Linked DNA regions of Homo sapiens: regions 2 and 3 are each linked to region 1. Evidence: chromatin contacts called from ENCODE Hi-C or POLR2A ChIA-PET data. All regions are on one chromosome and are shown on one strand. The core of a region is the stretch at or near the end of the contact, and the rest is flanking DNA. Distances in the headings are between cores, read along the strand shown.

Region 1 (3,403 bases), core at 904-3,403:
ATTTTTGCATTTTTAGTAGAGACGGGGTTTCACCATGCTGGTCAGGCTGGTCTCGAGCTCCTGACCTCTTGATCCACCTGCCTCCACCTCCTGAAGTGCTGGGATTATGTTAATTATTAAATCTAGGAGGAGGACACAGCTGTTCCTCCACCAGGCAGTGGCGCCCGGCCTGGTCCTTCTCCTCTAATGGCTCCTTCCCAGGCTCCACAGGCCCTTCTTCTTTTGCGTGTGCCTTTCATACTCCGCTTGTGTGTTCTCATCCAAATTCAGAGCTTCCTCTTAGTTAAAACTGCTGGTGACTCCCAAGTCAATTTCCAGCCCAGACATCTTCTGAGCTTGAGGCTTTGGTCCGGTTGCCTACTGGGCATCTCCACCTGGATGCCATGGCTCATGCCTATAAGGCCAGCACTTTTTGAAGCCAAAGTGGGAGGATCACTTGAGCCTAGGAGTTTGAGACCAGCCTGGGCAACACTGTAAGAATCCACTTCTAAAAAAATGAAATAATTTGCATTTTGAACAAGCACTTCAAATAACATTTCCAGCCAGGTTTAGGACCACTATTAGTTACAATGTTAGTCCAATAAATTTGGAAATCTAGATGAATTTTTTTAACAGGTTGTAAGTGACCACAGGTTGACCCTGAAACCTCATAGGTTAATAAGCATAGCAGAAATGAAAAGGTTTTTAAAGATCTTCCTGCTACAAAGCCAAGTCCAGATAGTCTCTTAAGCTGCAGAAAGACCATAACTGCTATGTATTTCCCCCCAATTTTTTTTTATGAAAGCTTAAAATTTTAAACTTCTACAAAGTTTTAATCTAGTACCATGAACAGCTGTGTCCTCCTCCTAGATTTAATAATTAACATTTTGCCATATTTGCTTTATCTTATGTGTTTTCTTTTTGCTGACGATTTTCAAGTCAAACATTCTGATGGTTCATCCCTAATACTTCCTCATTTTCTAAGAGTAAAGAATTGTCACAAGCACAACACTATAGCACACAAAATAATTCAGAAAAGCATCAAATATCTCGTTCATATTTAAATCTCCCTAGTTGCCCCCAAAATGTTTTTATAGTGTTCTTTTACAAACCAAGATCTGTTTCAGTATAAACTATTCTGGGGCATTCCAAAAGGTGGTTAAGTTTTGGATTTTTGTTCCACAAGTCTGACAAGGCACAAAAACACAAAACACGAAAATTAAAAAGCAATCTAATAAATAAAAATGCAAAAATCATAGTCTATAGGCTGGGCGCAGCAGCTCACGCCTATAATTCCAGCACTTTGGGAGGCTAAGGCAGTAGGGTCTTGAGCTCAGGAGTTTGAGACCAGCCTGGGCAAAATAGCAAGGCCCCACCTCTATTAAAAGTAAAAAACTTAAAAAAAAAAAAAAAAGAAAGAAAGAAAGAAAAAGAAAAAAGGAAAAGAAATAGCTAGGTGTGGTGGTGTGTGCCTGTAGTCCCAGCTACTTGGGAGGCTGAGGACGGAGGATCGCTTGAGCCGGGAGGTTGAGGCTGCAATGGGCTGAGACTGCTGCACTGCACTCCTGACTGGATGACAGAGTGAGACCCTGTCTAAAACAAACAAACAAAAAAGGATATTAGCAAAGAGATGACAATGTATTCGAGGACTGACTTGTTGAGGGCATGGCGTTGAACCCTCAGCATCTTTCCCGTTGGCCTAGCAGCCTTGTAGTCAGATTTTACAGACGTCTCGCGTGCCTAAACCAACCAGGGTCATTCCGTCCCCGTCACAGAGACTTGTTCAAATAGCTCAAGCCCATCAGCATACGGTGTTAACCTGGCCACAGAGGTGATTCAACCAGCTAGAAGTTCAGTCCTTTTGCGGAGAATCAGCAAACGCTACAAATCAGGGCTTTCCTCCCTGAAAAGTCTGGTTGTTAAGACATTCACCAGCACACCACCTCGACTTAGGCCGTTCCCTTTTGCCCTTTGCCTTTCGAGGCATGCTTTTTCCGGACTGTGTTGCAATTAACCATTTCTCGTTGGTCCGTCCTGGTGTTACAGGCGCACTGGAATGAACGCAGACCCTTCTCTCCTCCCGGCCGGGGCCAGGAGGAGGGGTGGGGCGGGGCCTCTGACGCGGTCCCCGCCCCACCGTAGCGACGCCGCGGTCCGCCGGATCTCCAGCGCTCAGTCCGCGCCGCAGGTGGTGCTTGTCTGCAGAGTCATGACCTGTAAGTGGCGCGGCCGCGCGCTGCAGCTCGAGTTCGGGCCGCGGGGGAGGCTTTGGAGCGGCGCCGGCGGTGGCTCGGCCGGCTCAGCCCCTCCGCCCCGCGTCCCCGCCGTGCGCGGCCTTCCCTGAGGCGGGCGTCCGCGTGGGTCCGGGATCGCGTGGCCGGGCGGCCGGGCGCACTCCCGGGATTCCAGGCTTCCGGGGTGGCGGGCGAGGCCCAGAAAGCACCAGGCCACCCGGCCGCGCCGGCACCCGCCGCGTCCTGCTTGACAGAGGCTGATGGACGTGTATTTCTCCACGGTGTGGGCCGCGGTGGTAGGATCCAACTCCCTTGGGTGTTTTCAAGTTGCGTGACCTCCTCCAGCCCCGCCCTGCACAAAGGTGCCCAGGCGGTTCTTCGTCTCCCCACTCACTTTCCAGCTCCAGATTTTGACTTGGATTCTTGCTGTGTCACTTACTTTGTTCAGTGACTTTGTGCAGCTTTCCCCCTGCAAGTCCCCTGTTTCTTTATTTGTAAAATGATGTTAATGATACCTCACACAATGATGTTAATGTGTGAAGGACCTGGCACATTGCTTTAAATGTTATTCCTTTGTTGTTTCCTTCGCTCACAGTATTTTATTCTTTTTTTCCGCCCCTTGGTAAGGTCTTCGTTGTTAGATTATGATGAATATTAGGGCAGCCTTAAAAGTCTTCACTTTACAGATGAGATGGAGTGACGGGCGTCTCCTCCTCAGCATGAGGAACTGCCCAGTGGCGGGGTTTCCCTGCTGCAGCATGTCTGTAGAGTGGGTCATTTGCAGAATGATAGGCAGTCCTAAGCTTAGTTGAGGACCCCGCCCTTGTGGGTGAGATGTGTAGGAGAGGAAGCCATCAGCGTAGCCATGGTGAGCTTTATCTTTCCCACCCTCGGAAGCACAGACATGGCCCGGCACGTGGCTCACGCCTGTAATCCCAACAGTTTGGGAAGCTGAGGCACGAGGATCGCTTGAGTTCACGAGTCAAGAGTTGGAGACCAGCCTGGGCAACATGGCGACACCTTGTCTGTACTAAAAAATACAAAATTAGCCCGGTGTGGTGGCACGCCCCTTTAGTCCCAAACTACTTGGGAAGCTGAGGAGGGAGAATGGCTTAACGCTGGGAAATGGAGGGGAGACGTTTAGTGGATTTATCTGCTGTTCTGATAACAGCTCAAAATATCTGTTTGCC
Region 2 (3,403 bases), core at 496-2,995, 1.8 Mb before region 1:
ATCTTTTTATTGTAACTGGTGGATTCTAAAACAGGCATATTGCAGTTACACATTCACAAAATATCTTTTTTCTCTTTTTTTTTTTTTTTTTTTTTTTTTGAGATGGAGTCTCACTCATTCTGTCATCCAGGTTGGAGTGCAGAGGCACGATCTTGACTCACTGCAACCTCCGCCTCCAGGATTCAAGTGATTCTCCTGCCTCAGCCTCCCGAGTAGCTGGATTACAGGCATGCGCCACTATGCTAGGCTCCTTTTTTTTTTTTTTTTTTTTTGGTATTTTTAGCAGATATGGAGTTTCACCATTTTGGCCAGGCTGGTCTCAAACTCCTGACCTCAAGTGATCCGCCCACCTTGGCCTCCCAAAGTTCTGGGATTACAGGCATGAGCCACTGCACCCAGCCTCTTTCTTTCTCTTATACACATACACAAACACACAAACATACTGTATACAGTTGCAGCTGAAAAGCATCTGTTGAATGTTGCTGTTAATATTCAGACTGAAGTACTTGAGATGAATTTAACTATTTTATCCACTAACAAAATACAGAATACAAGAAAGGAGAAAATAAAGCAAAGAAAAAGCATAGTAAATAAAGAACACAAAATAAAATGGCATATGTATGCATAAATATATCAGCAATTACAAAAAGCATATAAATGGATTGAAATTTCTACTAAAGAGTTGAACATGGCTGGACATAGTGGCTCAGGCCTGTAATCCCAGTACTTTGGGAGGCCGAGATGGGAGGATCACTCGAGGCTAAGAGTTTGAGACCAGCCTGGTCAACATAGTGAGACCCCATCTCTACGTAAAAAAAAAAAAAAAAAAAGTTGAGGCGGGGCGTGATGGCTCACGCCTATAATCCCAGCATTTTGGGAGGCCAAGGCAGGTGGATCACCTGAGGCCACGAGTTCCAGATCAGCCTGACCAACAAGGAGAAACCCCCTGTCTCTACTAAAAATACAAAATTAGCTGGGCATGGTGCCAAATGCCTGTAATCCCAGCTACTCGGGAGGCTGAGGCAGGAGAATTGCTTGAAGCCGGGAGGTGGAGGTTGCAGTGAGCTGAGATCACACCATCGCACTCCAGCCTGGGCAACAAGAGCGAAATTCCATCTCAAAAAAAAAAAAAAGGTTGAACAAATATATATATATATATATTTGTATTTGTTCACAATAAATATATATAGTGATATATGTATATCACTTTATTCGACTCTATAGGAGTTAAAAAGGTAGAAGCAGAACTTGTTTTTCATGGAGTTTAGAATCCACATAGTTGTTTATTTTTTTTAATCAAAGAATGAAATAGTGACACCCAAGAAGAGCCCGGTATATGCAATGAAAATTACAAGTCAAATAACTTTCCTTGGTCTTTTCCAATGTTTAGGAGAAGCCCATACTTAGTCCATATACAAGTCACTTATGTAATTGTCATTTTGATATGGTTATTTCCTAAACATTGTTACATTTCCTTAAAGTGTTCACATTAGCATCCTCAAATGAAAATGCTATCATTGTCTTTATAGATGTTAAGACTCTCGAGTCTTAAAAATCTTTAAGACTTTAAACGTATAGACTCATTATTTTAAACACAAGAACACATCTTGAACAGTATTAGGTTTAAATTTATTTCCAAATGACAAACTAAAAAAAAGTATGCAAAGCAAAGTAGATAACTTTACATGAACCTTGCCCAGCACAGTGATTTAATGAGATGCCCTTTCATTTGGCCTTGAGTTAGAGCAAAAGCAAAACTGACAACTCAGGTGGAGAAGTGGTAAATGAGAAACGAAACTTGGCCTGTGGTTTCATGTTTAAAGCAAAAATACAGATTCAGAGCACTTGAAGATAGATGAGAATGGCTACCTTATTTCTAATAAAAAAGATGTTTATGCAATTCAGACCTGACTTGTGTATGTTAATAGAAATAGCTTAAAAATCGGAAAATCAGTAAAGAATTGAGTAAAAGTCAATTCAGAACTGTATAACTTAGTCCTCAGGATTTCAAATCAATGTGTCTTTCCTATAATAATTCAAACATAGAAAAGAATACTGCCAAAAAGTTTGTAAATTTATATTTAGCATGATACATAATATTAAAAAAAACAAAATATGGTTTTACCTATTAAACTGACAAAGAGTGAAACATTAAATACTAAGGTTGACCAGGATTGGGTCTGCGGGTGTGAGGGAAGCTTATTGAGTGTAAATTGATTAAGCTTTGTAGAAAAAATTTAGAAACCTATATCAAAAGCAATTCCACTTCCAAGATTTTGCCCTAAAAAATCATTACGGCCAGGTGAAAAGACATATGCACATGTATTTTTATTGCAGCATTGTTCATAAAAGCAGGAAAGTGAAAACAATCCAAATGTCCAAATTGACTGAGTAAATTAAAATTCATGCACTTTCTTACAATGGAATACTATGCAGCCTTTAAAAATACTGTACCATATACTGAAGTGGAAAGACCTTAATAATAAATCCAATGAAATTAAGTGAAAAAAGCAGACTACAAAACTATATCTATAGGATGACCACATTATTTGTGACTATTTTATTCATATATGAATGCAAAAATACTGGAACCCTATACAGCAAAATGTTAACTTTGTGAAGTTACAAGTGATTTTTATATTTATTATTACTTGTATTTTCCAAAAAAAAATGCATTAATTTTGTAGTAATAAAAAAAGCTAAAATTTAGTTTAGGCTTTCAATGAAGTACCCAAGATAAAAATAGTAGCTAAATTTATTATAAAACATCATTTCTGAGTTGTAGGTCCTCTAGTTTTTCAATTACTGTGTTTCTGATCTGTGAGTATAATCCCTACATTGGCCTTGAGACCTCCCCTAGTAATCATCTGTTTCTTTCTAGGATGACCCGCTGTTTCCTTTACAAGTACCCAATTCCTTAAAAGCAACAGTTTTAGAACTGCTATGCATTTAAAATTTGAAAATGGTGATGAACATTTCAGCATGCAGGCAGGACCTTTATTCTCCCATAATGTCTCTTAGCACAGCAACTATTGCATCCTGCATAGTGACTCATCTGGTGCCATGTCTGTCCACCAGGTAGGAAGAGAGCTCCCTCCACCCTGGGGATGGGGGAAGAGAAGAAGCCACATCTTCATTTTTTGTAGCCATATGCTTGGCTTCTTCCATATCAAGCACTCATCATTGTTGAACTAAACTGAACATGCTAGAAAAATCTCACCATTGATTAAAATAAAAATGAAAAACATTTAAAATGTTAAATATTAAATTTTTATATTCATACTTTTGCTTGAATGTCTTTTGTTTATGATATGCTGTAACTATGAGGGACAGGGAGTCTATTACAGTCATCAGGAGCAATCTTGCCACTGTCCTTTAACTTTTTTGATCATTCCAGCTGTAC
Region 3 (3,403 bases), core at 574-3,073, 1.4 Mb after region 1:
AGAAGGCTCGGCGCCGTTGCTCACGCTTGTAATCCCAGCACTTTGCCGGGCTGAGGCAGAAGGATCACTTGAGCTCAGGAGTTCAAGGCCAGCCTGGGCAAAAAAAAATTGTCTCTAAAAAAAAAAAAAGAAAAAAGTGTGAGCCTGCTTTCTTCCAACTAGGCAATGTATTTCTTGAATTTGGAGACTATATAAAAATATATTTATATACATAATCTATATTTATATATAAATATATAACATATATAATATATAATATATAAATATATAACATATATAATATATAATATATAAATCTATAACATATATAATATATAATATATAACATATATAATATATAATATATAATATATATAACATATATAATATATAATATATAACATATATAACACATATAATATATAAATATATAACATATATAATATATAACATATAACATATATAATATATAAATATATAACATATATAATATATAATATATAAATATATAACATATATAATATATAATATATAAATATATAACATATATAATATATAATATATAAATATATAACATATATAATATATAATATATAAATATATAACATATATAATATATAAATGTATAACATATATAATATATAAATATATAACATATAACATATATATCTAAATATATAACATATATAATATATAATATCTAAATATATAACATATATAATATATAATATCTAAATATATGACATATATAATATATAATATCTAAATATATAACATATATAATATATAATATATAAATATATGACATATATAATATATCTAAATATATAACATATATAATATATAATATCTAAATATATAACATATATAATATATAATATCTAAATATATAACATATAATATATAATATCTAAATATATAACATATATAATATATAATTTATATATAATTATAATATATGCAATATCTATATAAAATATATATATTTTTGAGACATAGTTTCGCTCTTGTTGCCCAGGCTGGAGTGCAGTGGCATGATATCGGCTCACTGCAACCTCTGCCTCCCGGGTTCAAGCGATTCTCCTGCCTCAGCCTCCCGAGTACCTGGGATTACAGGCATGCGCCGCCACGCCAGGCTAATTTTTTTGTATTTTTACTACAGACGGGGTTTCTCCATGTTGGCCAGGCGGGTCTCGAATTCCCGACCTCAGGTGATCAGCCTGCGTTGACCTCCCAAAGTGCTGGGATTACAGACGTGAACCACTGCGCCCGGCCTGGAGATTATATTTTAAAGTTATTTTGAATACTCCCTGGAAAAGTTCTTGGTTCATACTTATACCCGTAAGTCAAAAGATTTGTCAAATATTCAAGAACAATCAAACAATCACTTAAAAATACTGTATAAAAGTTTCTATTTCGGCATACTTTACTTTTACTTAACTAAAATTTCAAATAAAATGTATCCACTTTTATGATCTCAACAAGATCGGTCATTCCTATAGCGGAGTTGAAAACTTTCAACTTATTCACAATTATCAAAAGAATGGAGCAGCCCCCACAGAGACTTCCAGCAATGAGTTGTAAAATGCAGTCTGCATTAAGTAGCTTCCTTACAATCATCCCGATGGTAAAAGTGTCAAATTTCGCAAACGCCTGGACAAGGAAGTGAAATGATCATCTAATAACGCAGTTGACTCATCTGTCAAATAAGCGAGTGGGCCAGGGTCCCTGAGCTCACTACCCTCAGATTCTAACTCCAGCTTCACATCATTAGGCGTAAGCAGCCAATTGGGCCGTCTGGGAGCCGTGCATCCTGGGAGTTATAGTTTCCGGCTCCCTCCTTCAGATTACAAGCTCCACAGAGCCGCGGGAGGACGGTTGCCTGGTATTATTAGCAAGCAGCAAATATGGCGGTGGCGCGCGTGGACGCGGCTTTGCCTCCCGGAGAAGGTAAGGCGATCCCTACCCCGAGTCCTAAGGTTTACTTCACGGAGCTGAATTAAATAGTGGAGAGCAGAAAACCTAGGTTTAGATGTGCAGTTCTGGACCAGTTCTTTTGATGCGGATCTGTGGTCGTCGCGGAGGCGGGCTACCCTCTGGGAGTTGTAGTTCACCTGCCGTTCCCAGCTCTCCGGCGTCGCGGTGAGGGCCGAGCGGGGGACTACAGCCCCCAGAAGCCTTCGCGCGGCCCGGCGCCCTGGCTCCCGCGCTCCCGATGCTGAGGAGGCGGTGGATTTCGGGCTGCGATGACCTTTCTTGACCATTTACTTTGAGTCATGGGTGCCTAAGCGAAATGTTTGGGATCTCCCTCTTTCGCTTCACACATCTCCCTCTCTTCTTGGTTCCTGGAACCATCAGGAAAACCTTCCCTCAGAGACCGCTGCCTAGTCTGGCTTTGAACCCTTCCTCGGAGGTGGCCAGTGGCCGTGATAAAATCTAAGGGATGATCCAGAGCCCGCAGTTCTGTACTCCTTGTTCTTGCACACGGGTCCTAGGATCGAGTTTGGTCGCTGCCCAGTAGAGCACAGGACTGTGTGGGTGCTTCTGTGGCCTGAAGATACCTACCTCTTTGGGGCGCCGGACGCGAGCTGCTTTTGTTTTGGTTACAGCTCCGAGGCTTGGCAGCAGTCAGTCCTCTAAATCGGGGACAGGGCCCAGGGGTCGAGGCCCGTCTTCATGGCTTAGACCAGGAGTGCATTTTCTGGGAGCTGTAAATTCTTGGGGGAAGAGTTGGTGGATGGTTCTCAGACCTCTCTGTCGACCCCTTGGAATTGTGTACAAAGGCTGTGCACTTTTCTGAGACAGCACACCCCTTTCATCAATTTTTCAGAGGGGCTCACGACTCCTCACATGCTAAGAGCCATTAGACAACGGGAAAACGTTGAAATCCTCCAGGAGAGCAATCTGGCATAATTATTTCCTGCAGTAGTCCTAATCTGGGTGTAAATTTGAAATTGGCCGTTTCTCTGGCCCCGCCCTCTTTGGAGATCGGCTTTTCTTAAACCACACCTCTCAAGCCCACCAGGGCTACTTAACTGTTAATAGCAGTTAACATTTACAGAGCACTTTGTATGACCCAGGCGATGTTCTCAGTCCTTTTTTTTTTTGTTTTTTTTTTTACATTATCTCATTTTCTCTGTAGAACTACATTTATAAGGCAGGTATTATCCCCACTTTACAGAGTAGAAAAGGGAGCCCAAAAGAAATCAATAATTTGCCTAATATACCACAATGGTTAATTGGTGGAGCCAGGGTTTGAACGTCTATGTTATACTAAAGTGCCTTATTGAGTGCCCGGTGGCAGGAACGGGGCTAAGTACTATTCATATGGTTTCTCTTTTAATTCTCATATCAAGCTAGGGAAATGGGTGTATTATCCTATTTTATGGGAGAATTAGTTGAACTATACTTTGATTTTCAAAAT

The links. Hi-C counts contacts between places; a loop is a spot of excess contacts on that map. ChIA-PET counts read pairs that join two places held with the same protein, here RNA polymerase II (POLR2A). Pooled maps may share reads with other maps.
Region 2: a loop to region 1 is called in a pooled map, with 3 times the contacts of the local background. The contact joins the enhancer-like site here to the promoter of NIT2 in region 1. A Hi-C loop is called at or near these places in 1 of 50 pooled maps. POLR2A ChIA-PET finds 5 or more read pairs at or near these places in 2 of 52 experiments (OCI-LY7 and activated T-cell).
Region 3: a pooled map shows a loop between it and region 1 (15-fold over the local background). The contact joins the promoter of CEP97 here to the promoter of NIT2 in region 1. A Hi-C loop is called at or near these places in 4 of 50 pooled maps. POLR2A ChIA-PET finds 5 or more read pairs at or near these places in 2 of 52 experiments (A673 and OCI-LY7).

Annotation. Positions count from the first base shown.
Region 1 is chr3:100,332,604-100,336,006 of GRCh38, forward strand. It overlaps NIT2 (nitrilase family member 2), which reads left to right and starts at 2,154. Exons shown (of 10, transcript NM_020202.5): 1 at 2,154-2,195. The coding sequence starts at 2,189. RefSeq lists enhancers at 1,922-2,490, 2,584-2,633, 2,654-2,713, 2,834-2,913 and silencers at 2,154-2,483, 2,882-3,176.
Region 2 is chr3:98,538,831-98,542,233 of GRCh38, forward strand. No RefSeq gene overlaps it. Among named protein-coding and RNA genes, the nearest start is that of GPR15, 8.6 kb to the left of the region's middle. Within about 2 kb of position 1,746, at least 3 of the 41 ENCODE cell types and tissues checked have a DNase peak (open chromatin) inside an H3K27ac peak, as active enhancers do; they include OCI-LY7, where a contact is called at or near this core.
Region 3 is chr3:101,722,791-101,726,193 of GRCh38, forward strand. It overlaps CEP97 (centrosomal protein 97), which reads left to right and starts at 1,824. Exons shown (of 11, transcript NM_024548.4): 1 at 1,824-1,929. The coding sequence starts at 1,887. RefSeq lists enhancers at 1,800-2,169, 2,450-2,519, 2,691-3,302.